2 separate regions of the Homo sapiens genome follow, and region 1 is linked to region 2. A link is a loop called in an ENCODE intact Hi-C map of the cell type or tissue named here. Cell type or tissue: CD14-positive monocyte. All regions are shown on one strand. Each heading gives the region's core, and the rest is flanking DNA. Links, peaks and the distances in the headings are about the cores only. Region 1 overlaps MEF2A (myocyte enhancer factor 2A). Region 2 holds the start of LOC105371019 (a long non-coding RNA gene).

Region 1 (5,385 bases), core at 132-5,131, 100 kb after region 2:
AGTCTGGCAGTTCCTCCAAAAGTTAAATGTTGTTACCATATGACCCAGCAGTTCTGCTCCTAGCGATATATCTGGTAGAATTGAAAGTATATGTCTGCACAAAAACTTGTACACCGTTATTCATAGCAGCATTATTTATAATAGTCAAAGTGGAATCAACTCAGATGTCTATCACCTGATGAATGGGTAAATGAAATGTGGTGTATCCATACAGTACAATATTATTCAGCCAAAAAAGGATGAAGTACTGATTAATGTTATAACCCAGATGAACCTTGAAAACATCATGTTAAGTGAGAGAAGCCAGACACAGAAAGCTACAGATTGTATAATTGTATATTTCCAGAATAGGCAAATTCCATAGAGACAGAAAGTAGATGAGTATTTGCTGGGGACTAGGGAGAGGAAGGAGTGGGGAATGCCTGCTAATGAGTATCAAATTTCTTTTTGGGATGATAAAAATGTTCTATAATTAGATAGTGGTAATAGTTGCACTGCTTTGTGAATACGATTTTTAGAAAAACACCGGGCCGGGGGCAGTGGCTCACACCTGTAATCCTAGCACTTTGGGAGGCCGAGATGGGTGGATCATGAGGTCAGGAGATCGAGACTATCCTGGCTAACAGGGTGAAACCCTGTTTCTACTAAAAACTACAAAAAAATTAGCTGGGCGCGGTGGTGGGCGTCTGTAGACCCAGCTACTTGAGAGGCTGAGGCAGGAGAATGGCATGAACCCGGGAGGCGGAGCTTGCAGTAAGCCGAGATCACACCACTCACTCCAGTCTGGATGACAGAGTGAGACTCTGTCTCAAAAAAACAAACAAAACACTGAATTATTCACTTTTAAAAGGTGAGTTTTGCGGTATATGAATACCATTCACATACCATATTTAAACTCAATTTAAAAATCATATAGAATTGAAGACACCACCCTGAACAACACAGTGAGACCCCATTTCTTCAAAAAACTTTTTTTAAAAATTAGCAGAGTCAGGGCAAAGGAGAGGAGCTGAGATGAGAGGGTTCCTTGAGCCTAGGAGGTTGAACTATGATTGTGCTACTGCGTTCCAATCTGGGTAACTGAGTGGAAACCCTGTCTTTAAAAAATAAATAAAGGAAAACAGTGGTGTACTTCTAATAAACTGCTATCAAACCTGGATACTTTTGACAGTGAGGGGTCTTACTTAATAGTTACACCTGTCTCAGGTAAACCAGAATGTATGTTCTCCCTACTTTGGTGTGTTGAAACTATTTTTCCTTCAGAAATGTGAAGAATATAAAATTCTTCTCATATTCTTCTTTAGCAAGTGAAAAAAAAAAAAGGAAAAGACCAAGAAAGCCATGTAATTCAAGGAAACGGGAGAGAGAGATTTCTCTATGGAAATGAAGGCCATAAATGTGTGTATAAATTGCAGTGCGTAGATATAATGCAATCAGGACTTGATTCATTTGTATGATTTTGCTACTTCACTCTTGTACATAGCCAATCAGTGTTTGAATAAAGAGTGTAATATTGTAATATAATAAAACAGAGGCTGTGAACTAAAGACGTACATCATCGTAATCTGTGGAGCTTTTAAAAAGTACTCTTGCTTGGATATTAGTCTCAATTATGATTTGCTGGTTTTATTGTGGGGCTAGGGCAAGTTTGTGCATGCAGAGTATATGTTTTAGTTCCTCAGTTGAATCCGGTGTTCTTTTAAATTGAGAACCACTGCATTAGATCAGTGAGTTTTATTGATCCATTTATTGAACTATCTAGTTATTATTGTTTTATGCAACAATAGTAAACGGCAGTAGGAACTGAGAGAACCTCAATCTAAACAATACACACTTTAACAGTCCCCGCACCCACCCCTCCTAGGGCCATCCCTGTGGGTAATCTAGCAATTGTGATTCCTCTAAGTCTTTAATAATTGAGATTGAGAGGAGTCATTTATTTCTCTTTTTTTAAAGGTACCTTGAAGCAGGAGTAGTAGTGGGAAGTAAGAAGCTCAAGTTCCTTTGCAAATGCTTGCAACTACAGTATATCCCTGGAAGGCAGGGAAAGGTTATCAGCGTTGATAGCAGAGCAGGAGGGATTGGGAAATGGAGACCTTTGAGGAGGTCAGAACTCTTAAATTAGCTGATAAGTGCTCAAGGCATTTGTATTTTGACAGCCCATGGTAGCATCAGATAAATTGCCTTTTAACGGGGAACGTATTGACATGTAGTGGTCCTTCCACATGCTCTAGTTTCCCTTGTGCAGCCATACACAACTTAGTAGAAATTGTTTTAATATTCTACTACTGAAAAGTACCATAAACTCATGAAATTGGGGTTAGATGGCTCCTTGAAGGTTTTATCACATCAGTGGCATTTTTAACCACTATTTAAATAGTTCCGGTGGTGATAATGTACTGTTATGGAAAAAGACATGATATTAGGGCCAAAATTTCAACTCTGCCTCCTAGTGTGACTTTGGGTGAGTACTGATTGTTTTTACTCGCAGTTGCTTCATTTAGAAAGTGGAACAGATGCCATCTACCTCACAGGGTTATTGTTACTGTTACATGAGATAATATATATTAAGGTCTAACACAGCTACTGATAAATGTAGAAGATATTTAATAAATATTAAGTTACCTTCCCTTCTGCAGTTCAGTGAAGAATAACTTCTTTTTTTTTGGAGATGAGGTCTCACTATGTTGCTCAGGCTGGTCTTGAACTTCTGAGCTCAAGTGATCCCTCACCTCACCGTCCCAAAGTGCTGGGATCACAGGCGTGAGTCACCGCGCCAAGCCCAACAATAACTTATAACTCCAAAAAATTGGTTCTTAGAGAATGTCCAATAGCCTGGGATTGTGAAATCTCATACTTTGACTTTTGCTTTCATTTGTTAAGCAACTATGGTAGCAGCTGAGGTTATAGGAGTAAATACAACAGACTTGATCTTCTCCCTTGGTTACAGTTTGGTTGGGGGAAAAGAAATCAAACATTTAATTGTATAAGGAAGTAATTACAGTTGAGGTAAATGCCATAAGAGAGAAGTACAGTCTGTTAGGAAAGTGCATTAGAAATCCTAACATAGTTTGGATGTTAGGGAACATTTCCTTGAGGAAATAATGGTAATACTGAGACACAAAGGATGGGTAGGACTGTCAGTAAGGAGAAGGGCTTGGGATAAGAGCTACTGAGAGAGAGCAAGGTGGTAGTATGTATGAAAGCCCTGAAACAGAAAGGAGTTAGGAGCTTTCTAAGTACATAACAGCTTGTGTCAAGAAGCTTGCTGGGCAAGAGGAAGTGTGGCATGGAATGAGGAGTTCCATGAGTAGAGGAGTGACAGGATAAGGCAGAGCCTTACAGGCCATGTTAAAGGCTTGGGCTTTTAAGAACAGTGATAAGTGACATGATTATATTGGCACGTTAAAAGGTTGCTGTAATGAAAATGAGGAAATTGCACTGGAGGGAAATAAAAGTGCCTGCTGAGACCAGTTAGGGGGCTGTTGCAATGCTTAGGGTAAAGGTGAACAGTGGCTGGTACAGAAAAGGAACAGGCTTGGTGTGTTTGGTTTAAGAAAATGTTGGGTTTTGAGATACCTGTAGGGTATCTTAAGTTGAGTAGTTGAGAATGTGGTTGGATATAGCCAGTTAGGCTAGTGAGGTAGCTCTGGCTGAGGCCTTTGCAGTAGGCTGATAAGCTGAGTTTCTGGTATTTGTCTTTTATGCAGACTTAACAGCAACTTGAGTGCATGTGTTGTGAGTATTTTTATACTCATTATTTTACAGTTTTTAATATTAAGTAATGATTATCACTTAAGTAATGGGTATTGCATTATTTTACAGTTTTTAATATTAAGTAACGGTAATAATAATGGCCAACATTGAGCACATGTGCAGATTACTAGGCCAAATACTTCATATGTGTTATCTCTTAATCTTTACAAGTTTATGAGCTTTATTATTAGTCCAGTATTTTAAAGATTTGGCATCTGAAGCTTAGAGAAATTGAGTAACTTCTCAAGGCAACCCATGTAGTAAGAGGTGGAGCTGAGGTTTGAATGCAGGCGGGCATGCTGCAGACCCTGTCCTGTTAACCATGTTAACCACTACCGTATGCCACTTCTCTGTGAAATTTGAACCAACCAGACAAACCAAACAGAATGACTGAGGGACCATTTATTAGTGAACTTTTATGGAAGACCTGTGTATACTACACGTTGTACTATAGGTGATTTGATACAGTCTCTTATTTACATCAACATTCACATGGCCTGTGAAGTATGGTTTTTGCCTCATTTTAAAAATGAAGAAACTGTGGCTGAGCAAGTAAGTGACTTGGTCAAGATCACTAATAGCTATTTAGTGGAACTTGGATTCAAAATGGACTCTTCTGTGTTATACTACTTAAAAATAAAAACTGTGTTGACTTAAAAATAAGAAAATTTCGCTGGGGAACACAATTAGATTTAGTGGTTCCCATATATCAAGCCACAGTCAGACTAGTTCTTAAAAAAAAATTAGATCTCAATGTTTAAAATTATAGATTGAATTTAGAGAACAAACAGCTGAGAAAATTGAGATACTTAAAAATAAATAATAGGTATTTTACGTGTATACAAAGTAAAGACTTTATTAAAATTATTTTAGAAAAGATAAAATGAGAAAATATTTTCTAGGAAATGTGTATCCATTTTATAATATCTGCGAATAGGTTAGACAAAATTACAATATTGATGACTGGGTTTTTTTTGTCAATAGTTAATTGTTAGCATTTGTATAGGACTGCATCTTGATCTTGCTGTAATCACTCTGTCCTTTAAAATTTCTTCTGTTTCTTCCTTAGTTTTGAGAAGACAAATGGAAATTAAGTCAATGAGGTAACATATTATAATGCATCTTAAATATTGGCTTCTTTTAGCATCAGAGTTAAGACTCATCTTACCAGTACTTTCTACTGCCTACTAAAAATTAATAAGAGGCAATTAAGCATAGTATTAACAGTGTAGCTCCTTTGGGATCTGGTTTTTGGAATACTCTGTTTTCAGTAAGCCCTTTGCAGAGAGATTTAGTCTTAGGTATATACTAAAATAAATATATATATATATACACCCATCATGTGCCTTCCACTTTTTTACTGACAGTTGATGATGAGGGACATCTTTTGGGTACCGGATATCTGTAAAGTAATGTTATATTTGGTTTTCTTTCGGTCGATGGGTACACCATTGAGAGCTGTGGCCATGGGGCTTGTTATTACAGTAAGAAAAAGCCTATCTCCTGAGGCTAGCAGAACCTGTCTGAAACAGATAATTGGATTTTGATTGGTTGGCTGGATGTGAGAGCCTTTTTGAAGCAGTCTTATAAGGTGCTTTTGATTTTAGGAAGCCAAATCAACAAGTTACT
Region 2 (5,385 bases), core at 98-5,097:
GGTCACTTTGAGAAACTGCACACGATGTGCCTGATGCACGGTAGGTGCTCAGTACGTGGGCAGTTCCTTCCCCGTCCCCTACTCCCTCTGAATGTGGCTGACCACTGTGGACCATTTCCTCCACTCACCCCACAAAGAACTAAAGAGATGAAGTCAGCCTTTGTTCAAACAGGAATGAATTCTGCCGCTGGCAAGGCAGTTGGAACACTCTCCTTTATAATGCCGATTCTCCAACATTTTAAACCTATGTCCCATTTTGATCAATGTAAACATTGTGTGCCCTTCTTCAATATTATTTGAAATTTCAAATAAAAATAAATATTGTGATTCAAAGCAAAGGAAATGAATCATATAATTTAATACACTTTATGCAACTGTCCTCACCCTGCAAGATCCTGATATGACCATCCAGCAAGGACAGCCTGGCTGCTCTCAGTTGAGTCCTTATAGATCAAGCCATTGCCGGAACATGACGAAAACACGTGGACAGCAAAACGGAACGCTATAGCATTTGAACAGCACTCTGATCGCCCTGTCCCTGGTAAAGATTTTGCCTCTCCTACCCCACAGATAGGGGCATAGACAAAGCTGGGCCAATCATAGTACCTCACCTACCCCTGGATGCAGTGATGGGCCCAGGAGGTGGGCACATGACCAAATCTGGGCCAATCATAGTACCACACCTGCCTCTGATGCAGTGATTGGCTCAGGGGATGGGCACACGACCAAATCTGGGCCAATTCTAGTACCACACCTGCCCCTCATGTAGTAATTGGCTCAGAGGGTGGGCACATGACCAGATCTGGGCCAATCCTAGTACCACACCTGCCCCTGGTGCAGTCATTGGCCCAGGGGTGGGCACGTGGCCTAACCCTACAAGGACTTTTCCTATGGTAGGGGTGGAGGAATGTGGTCTCTCATCTCTGGTCTGGAAACTGGAAAGGGGAGCGGGAGATCCTAAAGCCCAGGCATGCTGTCTCCTGCCTCATGGAGGAGTGGTTTGAGACAGTGAAGCCCACTCAGAAAGAAAGGCCGAGATGAGAGGTAGAGAGCAGCCAAAGACGCCCCACTTACCCCATGGCAGGTACCCAACTCCCCACCCCACAGTTTGGCTTCAGGAGGTATCATTCTCTTATTTTAGCTAAATATTGTCCAGTTAAGGTTCTCTCCCACATCTCCAATCAAGAGTGGCCTAACTAAAACAAGGGGCGTGGGAGAGAGGATTCCACAATATCCCTGGACACGGAGGCACGGTCTCTCATTGCCACTTAGTTCGCACAGACCTTTCGCTGCACAGACGTGGCTTTCTTCCTCTGTCTGCATCTGCCGGTTCCTCTCAGTTTTTCTGCACCTCCCCAGATTATCTTCTTCTTCACCGCGTCCTTTTGTCCACCTAGGCCTCTGACTCTTACCTTCTTTTGGCTGTTGGTTCACACTTCCTGTAATATTTTTTCCCCTGGGAAATCAAGGTGCCCACATGCCCCTGCTCTTGGGGTTCTGCGCATGCTCCCTGGCTCTATGCTCTTGAGATGCTGGCCTGGCTGGACCTGGCTGGTCTGCCCCATCCACACACTCTAGCCAGATGCGCCTGGGGGTGGGAGGGTGGTGGGACTAAAGCCACAGCAGACTTGAGAAATACACACAGGAAGCAGCCCATTTCCTCAGAAGTTGCCCAAACTTCTGCGATACAATTTTAGCATCTGGCCAACCAAGCAAGTTGGGCCTGATACATTTATAAAATTGTTTGTTAAAGAAATCATATTCCAGAGTCCCATCTGTGATCTTTTATTTTCTGTTTGGTGTTGCACATGTTTGGGAAAAGAAGTCAATAAAAACCATCACAATTTAATTTTAATTCCCACAAATACAAGAGACCGCAGCAAGTGACATGATAGAAATCCAGAAGGTTCAGATGACAAATGCAAACTCATGTGAATGGCTGTAATGTCAACTCTGTGGTCCGCGAGCCAAGGTTTCTAGTCCCATCTAGTTACATCAGGTCAGCAAAGTTCCTCAATTTCTCTTAGCGTCTCTTTCCTCATCTGTAAAATAGAGGATACTAAGACTTTCTCTGTGAATTCAAGATGAAGTAAGTCACTAATACCACTGCTGCTCTGGCCCTAGAGTAGCCTACACCTTGTATATTTGCATAAGGAGTAGATTAGGGATGCAGTACCACAGCTGTATGTCAATTTCCAAATCTAAGTGGAGGCCAGGCACGGTGGCTCACACCTGTAATCCTAGCACTCTAGGAGGCTGAGGTGGACAGATCACTTGAGGTCAGGAGTCCAAGCCTGGCCAACATGGTGAAACCCCGAAATTCCATCCCTACTAAAAATACAAAAATTAGCCGGCTGTGGTGGTGCGCACCTGTAGTCCCATCTACTGTGGAGGTGAGGCAGGAGAATCACTTGAACCCAGGAGGCGGAGGCAGTGAGCTGAGATTGCACACTGTAATTTAGCCTGGGTGACAGAGCGAGACTCCATCTCAAAAAAAAAAAAAAAAAAAAACCACCAAAAAAAAAAAAAAAGACAAATCTAAGTGGAGCCTGTTGGGTTCAATAATGCCATAATTTGTGTTAAAATCTCAGTTAACCACATTGTGTGACATTACATAACACTGTTTAAAGTTTCAGGGAACAGTAACTCTGCTGTGATAATTCTGCCTGCAAACAAGCACCACAGTGGATTTGGAGAACTTACTAAAGCCACTGGCCATCCAAGAAGACTACAAACTTCCCATTTGTGGGGGCACTTAAAAATTACAAATTCAGTTTGGCTTTTCATTGCATTTTGCGCTATTACTTTGCATTTTAATGAGAATGGGTTTTTAAAGATTTTCAGTTATCTCAGTAGCTGGAAATTTAAACCAATCAATTTTCTACTTTAAAATTCTACTGTGATGTCTGTACACAATAAGGCTACATTTTTCACTATGGAGGAAGGGAAGGAAACCCTCATTTTACCCTTTTTTAACTTTTCTGTAAGTTTTTGCTTTAGAAATGTAAAAGGCTATTTCACACCCCAAGGCTGAGTGAGGGTTAGTGAATATACTCTTTTTGATAAAATACAGTTTTGTGGTGAAACGAACGAATAGTTTAGAAGCAGAAAAATAAGATCTTACGAAGAAAATACTAGACTTCTAATACCTCTTCTCTAAGGTCCATTCAGATTGCTGACTTTTTATAAGATGTCCAATTCTAACCCACCTAGGTACACCCAGACTTTATAAATATACACACACCTAACGCACGTCTAAAAGGAGTAAATGTGTGCTGGGGAAATATTGGAACAATGACGTTCCTGAGAGAAGCTTGTTTTTTCAAGTTATTAAAGGAAGGTGGCAAGCATTCATGAGGATATAAAAACTTAACGTCGTCTGAAGGAAACTCTTGAATATGGTTAACATCGCTGCCAAAAATCTCAGCTATGTTATGTCAGAATGTTCAATTGCAAGCTACACTTTAATGAATGGAAAGATAGGGTAACAGCAGGAAGTTTCTGCAGCAACTCACAGCAATCTTGAAAACCAAGTTCCCAGAGTTGGCTGGGCTCACTGGTTCAGGGGCTACGCTGTCTAGTTGCCTGATCTGCCAGTTAGCAATCAGGCGTACCAGGGGCCAACAAGGGAGCAGTGGGAGAGCAGGAGAGCAGGAGCTATCTGCCCTCTCCTCATTGTCCTAGCCAACACTTACATGGACAAGCAGCTCACTTTGCTCTTTCTGAAAAAGTAGATGGTCCGAGAAATACACCACTGGACTGGGAAGACAAGAAATCAATGCCACCCTGCATTAAGTACGTGACTCCCCTTCTTTTCTATGCAGCTTGCTTGCAGTGTGATGCTGCTATTTTTATCGGCTCTCTTCAACCCAGCTGTTGCTTCATGTTGACATGGCGAATGGTGTGAAACTCCCAGCAGAGGAGCGTGAATCCCAGAGGGACCCATCTTCTGTCATTTCTAGAACAGATAAAATGTCATGAGACTCAGTGGGGGATGGCGCAAGAACATTTGGCCAACGGAGCCAGTGAGAACATATCCCACATTAAAGTGACACAGAGCTAGGGGCCAAAGTTTGTCCTCAAACCCAACCGAAAGCACAGACGTCCAGTGGCCAGTAAGGATCACGAATCTTTGTGGAAAAATTGGGAGCAGGAGTCTTTGCATTTTCAGGGCAGGCCATGGTTGTTCCAGGTGTTTGACACCGTGGAGTCAAGAGGTTGGGACAACTGCCTGGAGTCCAGCCTGGAGGTGGCCCCAGAGAACCCACTTCCTTTTCCTGAGTTAGAATGTGACTTGTAATTTTAAGCCCACTCTTTGTATTTCCTCTGCGAAAATAACAGCATTTTGGCAAGACTGTGTGTAGTGGGGAAAAAGTGCCACATAAAACTTACACAATTTAAAAATACAGCTCTAATTGCAGGTTTGTTGTCCCATGGTTTGGCAAATTAGGGGGGCAAATTGGAGAGGCCCTTGGAACTTGCTCCAGGCATGAAAAGATTGTTCAGTTACACATCTGACTGTGTAGCTGGTGAACTCTTTCAAAAACTTATGAAAATAGGATTTTAGGGGCTTCCTTCTAGAAGAGCAGCTATTTTCTATGGGGGGATTATTTTGTGACTGAGTGCTCAATTTAGAATTTAAGCATCAAGGGCTTGGACTTCTCTGTACTTTTCTTTCTCCAGCTTTATTATGAGAATAAAATGATTTCTCTTCCTACTCCAAAATTTTCAGATTCTCTCAGGTCTAGATGAAATTCAGTGAAAAATCAATACCTTTTAGTATCTAAGTGAAAATACTAAATGCCAGCAAATTTTTCATTTTTAAATGATTCATTTTAAAATCTCTTAGGATTTACAATCTACAGAACTCTCAAGGACAAGAGTTAGAGCTTCTATATTTCAATGCAAACTCTGATTCACTTTAAAGATTAATAGTTTTAAGGTTTAAAAACGTCTAAGGGGAGGCTAAGGGGAGAAGGATACTGTGGATGGACACACAGTCTGTTTGACCTTCCTAGTGGGCCTTTGTGTACCGCAAGGCTGGTTAGCTAGCATCAGCTTTTTCCAGGATCCCTTGCAGCTCAGCTTTTGATATGATTCTGTTTGGGCTTTTGCACAAAGTTTGGGAGGCAGAAGTAAGGCACAGACTATGCTTTTGTTGTTTCTGTGACAAATCCCACCGAGGCCGTGTTGGATCCTGCTGCAGTATTAGCCAGTGCTGTTTCCATCTTTTTCCCCAGAGGCAAGGCACGGCACGCTCATGTTTTTGCTGGTATGGGTCAAAGTCACTGCTTGGCTTGACGGCCAATATTTCCACAATAGTTTTCTGATCCCCGGATTGCAATGAAGGGAAGGTGTCCTACAGGCGATGTATCCAGGGCAGCT

The links. A loop is a pair of places that touch in the nucleus more often than their neighbours do. Peaks named below come from ENCODE experiments on the same cell type or tissue, not always from the same donor. Only the 100,000 strongest peaks of a DNase experiment are listed, where the experiment ranks them.
Region 1: it touches region 2 in a loop (2.2-fold over the local background); 1 of 110 quality-filtered maps calls a loop at or near these places.

The regions. Positions count from the first base shown.
Region 1 is chr15:99,611,606-99,616,990 of GRCh38, forward strand. All of the region lies in intron 2 of MEF2A (myocyte enhancer factor 2A), which reads left to right. Among named protein-coding and RNA genes, the nearest start is that of MEF2A, 48 kb to the left of the region's middle. RefSeq lists an enhancer at 3,549-3,598. In CD14-positive monocyte, for the core only: no CTCF peak of the experiment used is centred there; DNase peaks (open chromatin) are centred at 2,826 and 3,436; H3K4me3 peaks cover 1,500 bases; H3K27ac peaks cover 3,417 bases.
Region 2 is chr15:99,508,298-99,513,682 of GRCh38, forward strand. LOC105371019 (a long non-coding RNA gene) reads right to left here and starts at 1,586. Exons shown (of 3, transcript XR_001751710.2): 1 at 1,284-1,586. RefSeq lists a silencer at 635-854 and an enhancer at 1,305-1,604. In CD14-positive monocyte, for the core only: no CTCF peak of the experiment used is centred there; DNase peaks (open chromatin) are centred at 1,614, 1,974, 2,654 and 3,944; H3K4me3 peaks cover 4,275 bases; H3K27ac peaks cover 4,324 bases.